Linked DNA regions of Mus musculus: region 1 is linked to region 2. The links are chromatin loops, found by intact Hi-C in ENCODE. Cell type or tissue: heart. All regions are shown on one strand.

Region 1 (8,000 bases), 55 kb after region 2:
TAACTCTCTAGCAGTGTATGACTAGTATCTATGATGCTCCAACCTATTCCCAGCAATGTGTACGCAACATGCACATAATCACATAAAATGACATTTTTACTGACTGTATCTTTTCTTTTAATATGCTCACTTTTAGTAGCTTTTATACAACAGCATTAATGATTATTATTCACAAACCAAAATAATTAGGAAAAGAAAATACATGCTTGGTATACTAGCACTTAATAGTTATTGACTCAAAGAGAGTATCATTCATTTTATAGCTGCAATGATAATCCTGTGAAGTTATTAACATAATCTTCAAGAATTAACTGTAGTGGGGCAAGAGGAATTACTTTTATGTGTGTGTGTGTGTGTGTGTGTGTGTGTGTGTGTGTGTGTGTGTGTATGTGTATGAAAACCCCCCAGCAGTTAGTAATACTTGTTACTCTTGCTGAGGACCAAGGTTGGGTTCTCAGAAGCCATGTTAGGCAGCTCACAACTGCCTGTAACTCCCAGGGGATCTGACACCCTCTTCTCAAGTTCACAGATATCTGAATGTATGTGTGAACACACAGACACATACACAATAATAAAATATATATTAAAAAAATAAAAGCATGAACTGTAGCATCAAATAAAGGTAATCACTGTAGGTTCTTAAGAGCAGTATAGTTTCTCACTACAGTGATTAGCTCCATTTCCACACGCTTAAAGCTTCACATATCGCATTCTAGTTGGCGAAAATGGGAGCTATTTTCAATGGAAACCTTCAATTGCAGTCTCGTAGTTGCTCTATCTATGGTTGGTTGAATTTAGTTTAGTTTTGTTTTATTTTGTTTTTTAGTTTGCTGAACTAATAATGAATGAAAAACATGCTTCCCTATACTGTGCCCACTACCCATTGTTTGCTCATAGTTGTGTGCTATGACACAATCTCAAGTCAATCAACTTCTAAACAAGGAAGGCAGGAATGGAAATGGCATTTATAATACACTTAAATTTCTGTATTCAGTAAACACACACAAATATCATATATCATATGCCATCAGAGAACAGAGAGATTAAAATATAAAGAAGCCAGATTTGTCAGCTCACTCGTGAAATCCCAGCTCTTGGAAAAGTGAAACCGGATGAATGCCAAGAGTTCAAGGGCAGCCTGGGGCCAGAGCAAGAGCCTGTTTCAAACACCAAAGTAAATGAACAGCTATGATTTACCTCCTAACTACAAAACGATGATTATGAATATATAACGAATGGAGAGGGTTCTATAGATTTGTATAGGAGGAAAAATCTGAGCAGTTTTGTTGGACAGGAATCAGTCTGGCAGAATGAGGAAACAGATAGGCTGAAGCCAAGGCAAAAGGTAACAGCAATATTGTTTTTTCCAAACTGCTAGGACAAAGCCTACAGCCTATATTTGGTTTAGAGACTAGGTGAACAAAATAATTATGCCACACAAAGAGCTTGGGATTTTACTATAAACACAAAGGAGACTCCTCAAAGGACTTATAATAGGCCTTGTGTAGATACACATTTAAAAAACATTTCTAAGTCAAGTCTGAATAGAGGAGGGTAGAAATGAGACATGAAGAGGAAAACCACTGTGATAATTATCTGATAAGTGATGCTATAGTCAAGTTAATAGTGAAATGGTAAATAGGGCATACATAGGAAAAGGCATTAACACAATGTAGAAGTGGCCACGTCCTTTTTGCACAAGACATTACAGGCTTCTACCTAATTCTCTTGGAGTGGCTATTACTGGAGCCTCCTTTGCTCATGAAAAGGTCAGGGTGACATTACATTGTTTTACTTTTGAAATTCAGTGGTCTAGCAGGCAGTAAAAGCCTTAAGATCTAGAGGGAAGTTAGGAACAGACTGGTGTGGTGAGGGTTAAATCAGGACTAAAACAAACTCCATTTATATGCTTGCTTTCAATTGTAAGGGGATCTAAATACAAGCATTAGTCTACAGATAGAAACTGAAAATACAGGTAGGTGGAATGATCTGGATAGAATATACAGCATAAAGAGAATCAGAGAAAAGGACCAGAAGAGATTACTAATATTAAAGGGCAGATAAAAGGAAGACTGGACAGGAGGAAAAAGAGAAGACAACCAGAGGTATACCTAGGACAAAGTGATCCCACAGAAGCCAAAATAAGAGTTCTGGTCAAAAGGAGGTGACTAGGTTTCTAGTCAAGCATTTCTAGAAACCACTATTCAAACTATGCACCAAGTACTGTGGGTGTGCACCTTTAGTCCCACTTACTTGGGAAGATGAGAGGGGATGGTTACTTGAGCCAAGGATTTCAAAGCCATCCTGGGCATCATGGTGAGATATTCACCTCCTCTTTGTCTCTAAGGCAGGGCCTCTCTGTGCAGTCTTCCTTTTCCTGACCACGTAGACCTTGTTATGTAGACCGAGCTGTCCTTGAACTTACAGAGATCCACCTTCCTCAGAACTGAAGAGCAGCGTGCTGTCCAAACACCACTAACGTTATAGGTTTGATTGACAATGTGTTAAATACCTTTGTGCTGTTAGGAACCACCAGTAACTTATCTCCACTTTTCTCATCTTTCCAAACTGAAGCTCTGTACTCAGTCAATGGTGTCTCACTGCTTCCTTCTCCTTAACTCCCTGACAGACAATCTTAGAGCTCTCCATACTGAAAAGAAGATGGAGTTCTTACCAGATTATGTATTATGTTGGTTAAGGTCCAGGCAACAGGAACACTGCAGAAGGGGATGCTGAGTAATACAATATGAAGCAGGCCAACTCCCAACGCATATGTCAGCCACATACCACGGCTGTTCATTACACGAGTATTGGGGTTTACCTCACTGTGGGCAACTCCAACATTCATGTTTGCTCTGCAGGAAAGAAAGAAATCAACAGTGCCATAGCTGGAAACCTAAACACCCACATTCTGACATGACAAAATGTTACTTCAATTTTCTCCCCTTCTCACTCTGAACACACAGACCCCCAAAATCTGCCTTCTACAGAGGTCAGCGCAAGCAATAAACTATCAGTGCCGGCTGTCACTACTGTTAGGTAGACAAAGCTTATTTGTATGGCTTCTTTTTCCAAAGCTTGTTTTCTAGCCTGTCAATTTAACTAGATGGAATAATAGGAAAGAAAGCTCAAACTGGATCCAGGTGTGTTGGTTCAGTTCTGTAATCCCAGCATTCAAGAGGATTGCCAAAATCTGAGGTCAGCCTAGCCGAATAGCAATACCCTATTTCAAAATTCTTTAAAAAAAGAAAAAATTACATATATGTAAAATGTAAGCAGAGTGAGAGCCAGGAGCTAAATATATAATTGTTCAAGTTAGCAGTTTCACTGCGATGTTTCAATATATGCCTATACCATGTTTCTAGTGTATCCCCTCTCCTGCTCTCTCCACTCCCCTTCCCGTGGCAGTCTAGCCCATTTTGTATTTTCAGGTCATCTTTTTGTTTTCTTTTATGAGCTTTCCGCATACTACTTTTATTTCTCTGTGGAGCTAGTTTTGTCAAATATAATAATCACCAATAAAATAGTATTTTAAAAAGATGTGTGTGTGTGGGGGTGGGGGGACAGAACTGGCTCAACCAGTCTGAGTGGCAAGATGCTAACATGTAATGGAACATTTTAGCCATAGTCAGAGGTCAAAAGCATTTTGCTTTGATCTCCCTCTCTCTTGAAACAAGGTTTCACTGTATAGGTTGGTCAGGCTGTCCTCATTTTCACAGGTATCCTCCTGTAGAGTAGAGGGATTACAAGTGTATAAGCCACTAATGCCTGGCTGTGTGCCCCCATTTGAATAGTGAACCTAGAAATAACAAGCTGTTGATGTAAAATGAAAAATTTATAGGGTTAGGGGTTCAAATTTGTACCACAACTAGGTTAAAGTCATGAATCTTTCTCAATATTTCTTTAGCCAAACTCTCTACTTATTTATTTATTTACCTCCGCGCGCCCCCACCCACCCGCTTACTCCTTTTATGTTCAGGAAGAAACACTAAGTATTAGTATTTCTAGTATTAGTACTCAATTGTCGTGAGCATACAGTTTTGGGGGGGCCTAAGAGTTTACTTTGTTACAATCAAACTGAAATGGGTGTTGTCTGAGAGAAGGAAATGCGCTAGAATACATTTCAGCTTCTATTCAAAGATACCTAAAATCCTTTCTATTGCAGTGTTTGAAGAAAGGAATTTCACCCGGCTACGCAAGTGTTTCTGGAGTGTAATGTTCTTTCGGCTTCTCAAGATGTATGGAACAGGCAGTGATGAAAGTTACACTAAGGGAGAGTCTCGCGTAAATTTTGCTTCTATAATAACCAAGTACCTATAATGCACTTTTAAAGCTTAATAGTTCGAACATCCCACACAACGTAAAAAATTAAAAACCCAAACCCGCTGGAAAGAGCCTCACATTGCCACCTATGCTAGATTAGAAACCCTTTCTCAGCAGGTTGTGCCGCAAAGGCTTCGCTACCCGGCCCTCCCCGCCCGCGCACACCCACCGCCCCAGTCGCGGCTGCACTTCCGCGGCGCGCCGACCACCTGCGGACACCTAGGGTGCACAGCGCGAGCCCCGGAGGCAGCAGGAACCTGCTCTGCCGCAGGCCTTCTGGGCCGTGCCGCAGCTCTAGGAAGCCTTCGAGCTTACCGGCCGCCAGCTCCTGGCTGGTCACAGGACAATTCCCGCGGCAGCCACAGTAGGTCCTCTGGCTAGAGCTACTGGTGCGCCCCACCGCTTCCGGAAGGCTGCCAAGCTGCTCTAGCGAGCAGCCGATTGGCTGCCAGCCGCGCCAATCCCACTTCCTGCTGTGGGCGGGCCTTAGAGGAGCGCGAGCGCGGGTCCTGCTGAGCGCAGCCGTGCTTCGGTCCGAAGGACGTCCAGCGAAGTAGGCCGTGCAACTCAGGGTTTGCTGAGTGCTTGCCGCTGTGGGTGGTGAATGCGCGCTAGAAGGTAGTGTCACCGCGAACGAGCGTGCCCGGTGATGCTCGGGGAGGCTGAAGGCGCCTCCCGGGGCTAGGTGCGGATTTGCGGGGCTCGCGCGCACGCGTTTCAAGCCTCTGGGCTGGCTCGGCAGTAGTTGGAGCTCAGACCCTTGGGGTTCAAGGTGGGAAAGTTTTGTCTTGCTAGAGAGTGTAGCGGCTTGTAGCACTGTGCGTTGTCTCACACAAAAAGGTATTAATTTGTGGTTATTCCCAATGAAGACAGTGTACATCCTGAAGAGATGTGAATACCAGAAGTTCATCTCTATGAGGAAGGGGAGGAAAAAAAGATTTGATTAATCCATTCTCTTTCTAAATCATCTTTGAAAGTACTTTTTTTTTTTTAACCTTGGTGATTTGTATTTATAAAACTTTGTGAGTTTTATTTCAGAAATAACTCTGAAAAACATTTTAAAGTTGACAGAATGCTTGCGTGCGTGTGTGTGTGTGTGTGTGTGTGTGTGTGTGTGTAGGTATCTTTTATTTGTGTTGGTTCTGTGTGATGGTTGGGTTGGATTTATTCTGTTGTAAAATTTGCTGTTTTCTCCCTAAAATCCAAGCTCTCTAATCTTTTTGCTTTTGTAGATCAGTTTCTCTTTCTGATCACAGCATACTTCCAGGACTGTTGATTGGCTTCAGTAAACATGACTTCTTTTCTAACACTAGGACTGTTCCAACAGTAGGATTGTCCTCACTAGGTATGAATTCTTTTCCCACACTCCATGTGTTGTGTGCTGGAACATCAACCCTCTGGCTTTTCAGAGGAGGTCTTTAAGTGCACACCCCTTAATAATATGCCACATTCCTGAATATGTTTTCAATATACATTCACTGCCCTCAAAGCAATATGAGCCAGAGAGGAAGGGACAGATAAATAAAATAGCCATTTATGAGTTTGAATTAAAAAAACGAAGGGATGCCTAATCTCTTGGGAGATTGGAATATGGAAAAAGAGTTTTGGGAACTGACACAAGACATCCCAGAAAAATGTCATGTGGCCCAGGAAATCCTACCACATCTAGGTAAAGAGAGCCACATTGTAGTGTGACCAGATTAGTACTGTGTGTACATTTGGAAAATGGGATGAAATTAGAGAGATAGGGTAGTAGGGAATTTGGACTTAACATACTTAGCAGTTGAAAAATCTTAAAAATTTAAAGTAGGATAGCAAAGATACTTTAATTATAGAAACAACTTACAAATATTTAAATCCATATATCAATTTGGTAGTTATTGGAGTCGTTCAGAGGAGAAATACTAAGGGGCTGACCAGAAGTGGTATTAGGAAGAATGCTCTAAGAAACTCAGGAAGGAGCAGGTGCCATGTATATGGTGGGAATTCTTACAGTATTGTTGAGATTTCTAACTTGCTTGCTTGGAAAGTATTGAGGTGTGGCCTTCTGAGCCAAAATATGCATATGTCTTAGAAATATGGTAATCTTCTGCAAGTTAACAAGATTTTCCATTCCATTGTAATAGATGTGTAATGTGTGTAGAGGAATATAAAAGATAGTACATGAAGTTCCTATGTTGGCTATTAATTTTATTACCAAGCAAATCATAGAGAAAAAGCGATTCTGAGATAGAATAATATTTATCTTGTCTTTTAGGTCATCTAAGTATGATATTTAGAAGGAAGATAAATAAGACCCTGGAATCCAGAAATTGATAGGAGGTACACTAGATCAGAGGATGTACTGGCTGTTTTCATGTGTCAACTTGACACAAGCTAGAGTCATCAGAGGAAAGAGCCTCAATTGAGAAAATGGCTCCATAGGATGCAGTTGTAAGTCATTTTCTCAATTAGTGATCAGTGAGGGAGGGCCCAGCACACTGTGGGTGCTGTCCAATATCATCATCCCTAGACTGATGATCCTGAGTTCTATAAGAAAACAGGATGAGCAAGCTAGGGGAAGCAAGCCAGGAAGCAGCACTCCTCCATGGCTTCTGCATCAGCTCCTACCTCTAGGTTCCTGCCCGCCTTAAGTTCCTGTGCTGACGTCCAGTGATGGACTGTTGGACTGTGATCTAGAAGTATGAGCCAAATAAACCCTTTCCTCCCAACTTTCTTTTTGGTCATGGTGTTTCATGGAAGCAATAGAAACTTTAACTAAGACAGGGGATGAATTGGAGGTTAGGAGGTCCACTGGGCTGGGGGATGATATGATATACAGGCCAGTTTAAAAGTAAACCTATAGTGGAACTTGAGACCCTGGCAATTTGCTGAGAGGGCAGGCACTTAGTTTAAAATTATTCTTAGTGTTCCTGCATTAATCATGGACTGGTTACCAGGAATAAAATACTGAACTTGCTTCTTTTTTTTTTTTTTCATTCAGAGATATACTGTATGATTCCTTGTACTCAAAAAGCTATGTAGTTGAGGATAAGGTTTTGACAAACATCCTCTGCATGATGCAAGACAAGTACTTAAAGAGTATGGGAGAGAGAAGGGTTATTCTGGTGGGTAATCAGAAAGGATTCTTGTGACGGATATTGTAACTGATTGATTAAGAGGAAGCTGGGTGCTGGGGTTACCAAAAGAGTTAATAACAAAGGAAAATGGAGTTCTTGACTGACTGTGGTGACCACCAATACTAATGTATTATTTAGAGACAGCAAGGCTAAGTGGAAAGGATGAGGGAGGCAAGATGGTAAGGTCTATTTTACAACTACTCACCTGAGGGAGCAGTGGCAAGTATTGTTAGAAATGCCTGTCATGTGGCCATACAGATTTATGTTGGGAGATGGTCATATTCCTTGGAAGAAAACCAAGAAAACACAAAGACATCAGAGACAGATGGATACAACTGTCTGGGAAGTGAACAGAATGGTCCCTCACTAGGGACATAGATATGGTCCCTCACTAGGGACATAGCAACAGTAAAGTGCTTGCCCTGTGTGACCCTTGGTTTGATTCTAAATACCAAAACAAAGAAAAAAATCAACATAGGTCCCAAGGAAAGGGATTAGCCTCTGCAGAGGTGATTGTTGAACTCAGGCTTGTGGAAAGGTATGTACAGTGTGTTCTGT
Region 2 (8,000 bases):
GCTCAGTAGTATTCCATTGTGTAAGTGTACCACATTTTCTGTATCCATCCTCTGTTGAGGGGCATGTGGGTTCTTTCTAGCTTCTGGCTATTATACATAGGCTGCTATGAACATAGTGGAGTATGTGTCCTTATTACATGTTAGAGCATCTTTTGGGTATATGCCCAGTGAGATAGCTGGGTTCTCCGGTAGTACTATGTCTCATTTTCTGAGGAAACACCAAACTGATTTCCAGAGTGGTTGAACCAGATTGCAATTCCACCAGCAGTGGAGGAGTGTTCCTCTTTCTCCACATCCTTGCCAGCATCTGCTGTCACCTGAGCTTTTGATCTTAACCATTCTGACTGATGTGAGGTGGAATCTCAGGGTTGTTTTAATTTGAATTTTCCTGATGAATAAGGATGTTGAACATTTCTATAGGTGCTTCTCAGTCATGTGGTATTCCTCAGTTGAGAATTCTTTGTTTAGCTCTGTACCCCATTTTTAATAGGGTTAATTGGTTCTCTGGAGTCTAATTTCTTGAATTCTTAGTATATATTGAATATTTTCCCTCTATCAGATGTAGGGTTAGTAAAGATCTTTTCCCAATTTGCTGGTTGCTGTGTTGTCCTATTGATGATGTCCTTTGCCTTACAGAAGCTTTGTAATTGTATGGCATCCCATTTGTCAGTTCTTGATCTTGGTGCATAAACTATCAGTATTCTGTTCAGGAAAATTTTCCTTGTGCCCATGTGCGGGAGGCTCTTCCCAACTTTCTTTTCTATCAGTTTCAGAGTATCTGGTTTTATATGGAGGTCCTTGATTCACTTGGACTTGAGCTTTGTACAAAGAGATAAGAATGGTTCAGTTTGCATTCTTATGCATGCTATCCTCCAGTTGAACCAGCGCCATTTGTTGAAAATGCTGTCTTTTTTCCACTATATGATTTTAGTTCTTTTGTCAAAGATCAAGTGATCATAGGTGTATGGGTTCATTTCTGGGTCTCCAATTCTATTCCATTGATCTACCTGCCTGTCACTGTACCAGTACCATGCAGGTTTGTTTTTGTTTCGTGTTTTTTTTGGTTTGTTTGTTTGTTTGTTTGTTTGTTTTTTAATCACGATTGCTTTGTAGTATAGTTTGAGGTCAGGGATGCTTATTCCCTCAGAAGTTCTTTTATTGTTGAGAATAGTCTTTGATATCCTGGGGTTTTTCTTATTCCAGATGAATTTGAGAATTGCTCTTTCTAACTCTATGAAGAATTGAGTTGGAGTTTTGATGGGGATTGCATTGAATCTGTAGATTGCTTTCAGATGGCCATTTTTACTATATTAATCCTGCCAATCCATGAGCATGGGAAATCTTTCCATCTTCTGAGGTCTTCTTCTATTTCTTTCTTCAGAGACTTGAAGTTTTTTGTCATACAGATCACTTGTTTGGTTAGAGTCACACCAAGATATTTTATACTATTTGTGACTATTGTGAAGTGTGTCACTTCCCTAATTTCTTTCTCAGCCTGTTTATCCTTTGAGTATAGGAAGGCTACTGATTTGTTTTAGTTAACATTATATCCAGCCACTTTGCTGAAGTTATTTATGAGCTGCAGGAGTTTCCTGGTGGAATTTTTGGGGGTCACTTAAGTATACAATCATATCATCTGCAAATCGTGATAATTTGACCTCTTCCTTCCCAATTTGTATCCCTTTGACCTCCTTTTGTTGTCTAATTTCTCTAGCTATAACTTCAAGTACTATATTGGATATAAAGAGAGTGGGCAACATTTTCTAGTCCCTGATTTTAGTGGGATTGCTTCAAGTTTCTCTCCATTTAGATGTTAGCTACTGGTTTGAAGTATATTGCTTTTATGTTTAGGTATGGGCCTTGAATTCCTGATATTTCCAAGATTTTTAACACAAAAAAGTGTTGAACTTTGTCAAATCTTTTTGCAGCATCTAATAAAATGATCATGTGCTTTTTTCTTTGAGTTTGTTTATGTAATAGATAAAATTGATGGATTTCTGTATAATGAACCATCCCTGCATCCCTGGGATGAAGCCTCCTTGACCATGGTGAATGAAGGCTGTGATGTGTTCTTGGATTCAGTTGGCAAGAATTTTATTGAGTATTTTTGCATCGATATTCATCAAGGAAAATTTCTTTGTTGGGTCTTTGTGTGGTTTTAGTATCAGCATTATTGTGGCTTGATAAAGAATGAATTAGATCTTGTTCCTTCTGTTTCTATTTTGTGGAATAGTTTGAAGAGTATTTGTATTAGATCTTCTTTGAAGATTGGATAGAATTCTGCACTAAATCCATCTGGTCCTGGGCTTTTTTTTGGGGGGGGGGGTTGGAAGACTTTTAATAACTGCTTCAATTGCTTTAGAAGTTATGGGACTGTTTAGATGGTTTATCTGATCCTGATTTAACTTTGGTGTTTGCTATCTGTCTAGAAAATTGTCCATTTCATCCAGATTTTTCAGTTTTGTTGAGTATAGGCTTTTGTAGTAGGATCTGATGATTTTTTTTAATTTGCACAGTTTCTGTTGTTACATCTTCTTTTTCATTTCTGATTTTGTTTATTTGGATATTGTTTCTGTGTCCTCTGGTTAGTCTATCTAAGGGTTTATCTATCTTGCTGATTCTCTCAAAGAACCAGATCCTCGTTTTGTTGATACTTTGTATAGTTCTTTTTGTTTCTGCTTGGTTGATTTCAGCCCTGAGTTTGAGAAGGTACCATGAGGTGCTGAGAAGAAGGTTTATTCTTTTGATTTAGGATTAAATGTTCTATTGATATCTGTTAAATCCATTTGGTCCATAACTTCTGTTTGTTTCACTGGGTCTCTGTTTAGTTTGTGTTTACCTGATCTGTCCATTGATGAGAGTGTGTGTTAAAGTCCCCCACAATTATTGTGTGAGGTGCAATGTGTGCTTTTAACTTAGTAAAGCTTCTTTTATGAACGCGGGTGCCCTTGCATTTGGAGCATAAATGTTCAGAATTAAGGGTTCTTCTTAGTAGATATTTCCTTTGATGAGTATGAAGTGTCCTTCCTTATCTTTTTTGATGACTTTTGGTTGAAAGTCAATTTTATCCTATATTAGAATGTCTACTCCAATTTGTTTCTTGGGACCATTTGATTGGAAAATTATTCTCAGCCCTTTATTCTGACATAGTGTTTGTCTTTGACACTGAGGTGTGTTTCCTATATGCAGCAAAATGTTGGGCCCAGTTTACATATCCAGTCTGTTAGTCTATGTCTTTTTATTGGGGGGATTGAGTCCATTGATGTTAAGAGAAATTAAGGAATAGTGATTGCTGCTTCCTATTATTTTTTATGTTATTTTTATGTTTGTGTGGTTATCTTCTTTTGGGTGTGTTGAAAGGAGATTACTTTCTTGCTTTTTCTAGGGTGCAGTTTCCCTCCTTGTGTGGGTGTTTTCCATCTATTATCCTTTATAGAGCTAGATTTGTGGAAAGACACTGTGTACATTTTGTTTTGCCATGGAATATCTTTGTTTCTCCATCTATGGTAATTGAGGGTGTTGCTGTAATAGTAGTCAGGGCTGCTATTTGTGGTCTCTTAGGGTCTGTATGACATCTGCCCAGGATCTTCCAGCTTTCATAGTCTCTGCTGAGAAGTCTGGTGTAATTCTGATAGGTATGACTTTGCATGTTACTTCACCCTTTTTCCTTACTGCTTTTAATATTCTTTTGTTTGTTTGTTTGTTTAGTGCATTTGGTATTTTGATTATTATGTGATGGGAGGAATTTCTTTTCTGGTCCAATTTATTTGGAGTTCTGTAGGCTTCTTGTATGTTCATGGGCATCAAATTCTTTAGGTTAGGAAAGTTTTCTTGTTTAATTTTGTTGAGGATATTTACTGACCATTTAAGTTGGGAATCTTCACTCTCTTCTATACCTGTTATCCTTAGATTTGGTCTTGTCATTGTGTCCTGGATTTCCTGGATATTTTGGGTTAGGAGCTTTTTGCAATTTGCATTTTCCTTGACTGTTGTTTCAATGTTTTCTATGGTATCCTCTGCACCTGAGATCTGCATCTGGTATGTCTTAAGACAGAGACAGTGAACTCATCATATACATAAAATAAGTAAATCTGAAGAAGAAGAGGAGGAGGGGAGGGGAGGAGGAGGAGGAGAAGGAGGAGGAGGAGGGGGAGGAGGGAAGGGACGAGAAGAAGAGGAAGAGAAGGAGGAGGAGGAAGAGGAAGGGGAGGGGAGAGGAGGGGGAAGGGGATGAGAAGAAAAAGAAGAAGAGGAAGAAGGAGGGGGAGGAGGAGGAAGGGGGAGGGGGAGGAGGAGAAGAAAACCAAATTTAAGAGTATTAAATTATAGTGATTTATTTTTACATAGGATCCACTAGGGGGCGATACAGACCATTCATAGATTCTGCAGCCAAGCCACACCTACATTTAGCAGAAAACCATTTTGCAGTGGAGCACAACTCTTAATTCGACTTTTCACAACCCACCCCGCGCGCGCTTGCCACTGCGCAGGCGTGAGTGTGCGCACTCCATTGGTCGGGGTGCCGGAAGGGGCGGATTCCTGAGTGGAACCCAGGCTTCCTGCCGGGGCTGCTGGCTGCCGTTCCTTCCTCAGTCGCGGTTCTTGGCGTGCGGCGCGGCTAGGCGATGCCCAGCAGTGGGGTGCACGCCGATGGCCGCGCCGCGCCGGGGCCCCCACACACATCGACTGCGCACGCCGAGTCCCTTAGCAGCAAGGTGCCGTGGGACGCCGGGGAAGGGTGGTGGGCGGCGGGCCCCGCTGTGCCCTGTAGCCTCCGCCGTGCATTCTCAGCACCAGCAGCTGATTCCCCTCCATCCTGCAGGTTTGCGACGATGGAGGCGTGTCCCCTGAAAAAAAGTGACACACAGATGTGTTGCTCAGTCACACACAGATCTGTTGCTCTGTGGCTGTGCTTCATCCAGTTAGCCACGCACCCGCCTGGGTGCCATCCATGACGTCCATCATAAAAGTTTAGAAGTCTGTACCTGTTCTTCCAGACTCAGGCAAAAGCTTCTTAGCCGATTTTCTCAGCTGCCTGTTACCTTAAAATATATTCTCAACTTTAAGTGATCCTAAAAACATCTGTTTGGTCATCTCTTTATTATTCAACAAGAGAAAGGAGCACCCTATCAAATTAATTTTTTTCTATACCTTTAGGATAGGATTTCATAAATAACTCAGGCCAGCCTCAGATATTATTGCTTAGGCATTACTTGAATAATTCTCTTGCCTAATAGCCAGGATTTCAGGGAGGCAACCCCATACCGGAACTAGTCCTAACTTCCAGTTACAGACGAAAATCTTTAAACGTGTAGAGTGGAAGGGTGTGGGTATAGTCTTTTCAGATATTAAACATTCCTAAATTCTGTATTTTTTCTGTCCTATATGATATCTTCAGTACATTGCCTAATTCCCGCTGTACCACAGTGTACTGTGGTGTCACCTAAAGTGACACCTGTCATTCCTGTAATGAGCATAAAAACACTGTACAAGCAGACTTGAATCTCAAGGAAAGCGTACTCAATATGGCTTTGTAGGTTATTAGTACAGCTCTCAGGACTTAATAGACTATTTGCCTAGCTTAACGATACCAGCAATATGCAGTCCTTAATACTTGAAATAGAATGATACAGTGGTGGAAAATCATGTTGGATCAGTGCAGGTAGGGCATTCAGTACCATAGTACCATTTCATTTGTTTTATCCGAATGTCTGGCTGTCATCTAGTGCATACATCATAAAACCATTGGTTGTTGGTAAAGAGGAGAACCCACATTCATTTTATTTCTCTCTTTTTGTCTACAGCAAGACCTTATAAAACTAAAAGATTGGGTTTTTGTTGTTTTCGGGAGAGGTTTTGTTTGTTTTTGGTTCTTTTGTTTGGTTGTTTTTTGTTTTTTTCAAGACAGGGTTTCTCTGTGTAGCTCTGGCTGTCACAGAACTCAGTCTGTAGACCAGGCTGGCCTCGAACTCAGAAATCTGCCTGCCTCTGCCTCTCAAGTGCTGAGATTAAAGGCGTGCGCCACCACTGCCTGGCTTAAAAGATTGGTATTAATTTGGGTAGGCAGTGGCTCACCCTGGTTAAAGATGTGAGCTGTGGTAACTGACCCCTGGCAAGCCTATGCTTCTCCTTCTCAAGCTGTCTTCTACTGATTCCAGACTGAGTGCTGTTGATTTGTTCAGTGTCCATTTAGACAGGCAGTCCATTATAGCCCCCAACCCCATCTTTAGTTTTAAAGCAGTGACTTAAAATGTTCTCGCTAAACATACTTTGAAATCTTCCACTTTAGATTTTTTTCTTTACTTTAATAGATTAAAGAACAGAAAATTATTGTGGATGAACTTTCTAATCTAAAGAAGAATCGGGTGAGTTGCTGTGGAAATCTGAATAGTATATTAAAATTATGATTTCGATTATTTATGCTAACATTACAAAATTCAAAGATCATAATTTAAAAGCTAACGTGGTATCCTAGTTTGTTTTTGCATGTTTTAAATTTGTTTTTCCTGTATATGTCAATAGATCTCAAAGATAAAAAAATATTTATTATATTTTAACAAAAAAGAATGAAGTTTTTCACAGAAAACTTTACTATTCTAAATACTTAACCCATTTAATGCCTTTTTTATGAATATGTTCAGAAATCAGCTGCGATTATGTAATGACTGACATTCTTGACATTTCTGATATTGTCATTTGGGATATATTAGATGCTAAGGCAAATTAATACAAATTTTTGGAGATCAAACTGTCAAAATGTGTAAATGCTGTTTGACACTTCTGAGTAACTGGTGTGTAAGCAGTTGTGAGGGTGCATGTGTGTTTACACGTAGAGGCGCTCATCAGCACCTGTAGTGACGATACAGTAAGTGTCTGAAGCTTGAGGCCAGCAAAGAACTATAGTGTTGTACCCATATGGTCAGAAAAGGTCTCCATGTATTATTCATTTATGAAGTAAATTATAAATCTGTGGCTATGATAGCTTTTGTTACTGAAAGTGTGTGGTATGATGATGCATGCTAAGTAAACAACCAGTTCTGGGTGGCGTAGTATTCAGTGGCTTTGTTTCTCTGTGGTAATTACTGTTCTGAATATTCCTGAAGTTCAAGAATAAATGATAACAGGATCCTGTTCAGCATCAGTGTGCATGTCATACCCTGATCTTGTCAATTTCGTTTGCAGAGAGTATACAAGCAGCAACAGAACAGCAACATATTCTTTCTTGAAGATCGAACAAAAATCTTTTCTGAAAGCAAAAGTGAGTGGTGGTCGTCTTGGTTTTTGTTTTCAGAGTTATATATGGAATGCTACAGAAAACCTTTTGTAAGCTTTTTGTGGGGATTCATAATGGTGCCTCAGTTAAGCCCTATCTGAATAAATGTGTGTGTTGATTTAGTACAGTGGTCTGTTTTCCAGTTAGACTTCCAAAGATATGTACAGTGGGTTGTTTATTGGTTTTTGGTTTTTGGGGGGGTTTTTTGGTTTTGGTTTTGGTTTTGGTTTTTTGGGGAGAGGGGGTGGCAGGGGGAGTCCTTTAAGACAGAGTTTCTCTGTGTAGCCTTGGCTGTCCTGAAACTTAGTGTATGGATCAGGTTGGTCTTGAACTCAGAGATCTGCCTGCCTCTGCCTCTCAAGTGCTGAGATTAAAGGCATGCGCTGCACCACAACCACCTTGCAGATGTTCTACAGTTTTAAAAAGACTCTTCCGGTAGGGCTCGGGCTGGGATTTGGATTGGCTTGATCTTGGGCAGGCAGCCATAGCTGCAGAGAGTTCATGTTCATAACAACCCCATCATGTCTGGAAGACACTGTCTTATAGTCGTCCTCCCAGTCTCTTGTTGTCATGATGGTCTTCCTGTCTCGTCTTTTATCCATGAGCTTTGGGTGTGATACAGATGTCCAGTTTAGAGTTGAGCACTCCACAGTCACTGATGGTTCGAGCTGCACCAGTTGTGGTTCTCTGTACTAACTGCCATTCAATGCCATTGTTGCTAGTGGCA

What was found. Hi-C counts contacts between places; a loop is a spot of excess contacts. Peaks named below come from ENCODE experiments on the same cell type or tissue, not always from the same donor. Only the 100,000 strongest peaks of a DNase experiment are listed, where the experiment ranks them.
Region 1: a loop joins it to region 2, with 2.9 times the contacts of the local background. A loop is called at or near these places in 9 of 42 quality-filtered maps.

Annotation. Positions count from the first base shown.
Region 1 is chr1:53,293,827-53,301,826 of GRCm38, reverse strand. It overlaps Pms1 (PMS1 homolog 1, mismatch repair system component), which reads left to right and starts at 4,799. Exons shown (of 13, transcript NM_153556.2): 1 at 4,799-4,941. Ormdl1 (ORM1-like 1 (S. cerevisiae)) reads right to left here and starts at 4,732. Exons shown (of 4, transcript NM_145517.4): 1 at 4,639-4,732; 2 at 2,675-2,855. The coding sequence starts at 2,848. In heart, a CTCF peak has its summit at 4,686; a DNase peak (open chromatin) is centred at 4,776; H3K4me3 peaks cover 2,136 bases; H3K27ac peaks cover 1,367 bases.
Region 2 is chr1:53,349,245-53,357,244 of GRCm38, reverse strand. Asnsd1 (asparagine synthetase domain containing 1) reads left to right here and starts at 4,493. Exons shown (of 6, transcript NM_133728.3): 1 at 4,493-4,715; 2 at 6,312-6,365; 3 at 7,183-7,258. It overlaps Asdurf (ASNSD1 upstream reading frame), which reads left to right and starts at 4,493. Exons shown (of 4, transcript NM_001353501.1): 1 at 4,493-4,715; 2 at 6,312-6,365; 3 at 7,183-7,258. The coding sequence starts at 4,626. In heart, a CTCF peak has its summit at 4,375 (motif pointing right); a DNase peak (open chromatin) is centred at 4,504; H3K4me3 peaks cover 1,720 bases; H3K27ac peaks cover 1,438 bases.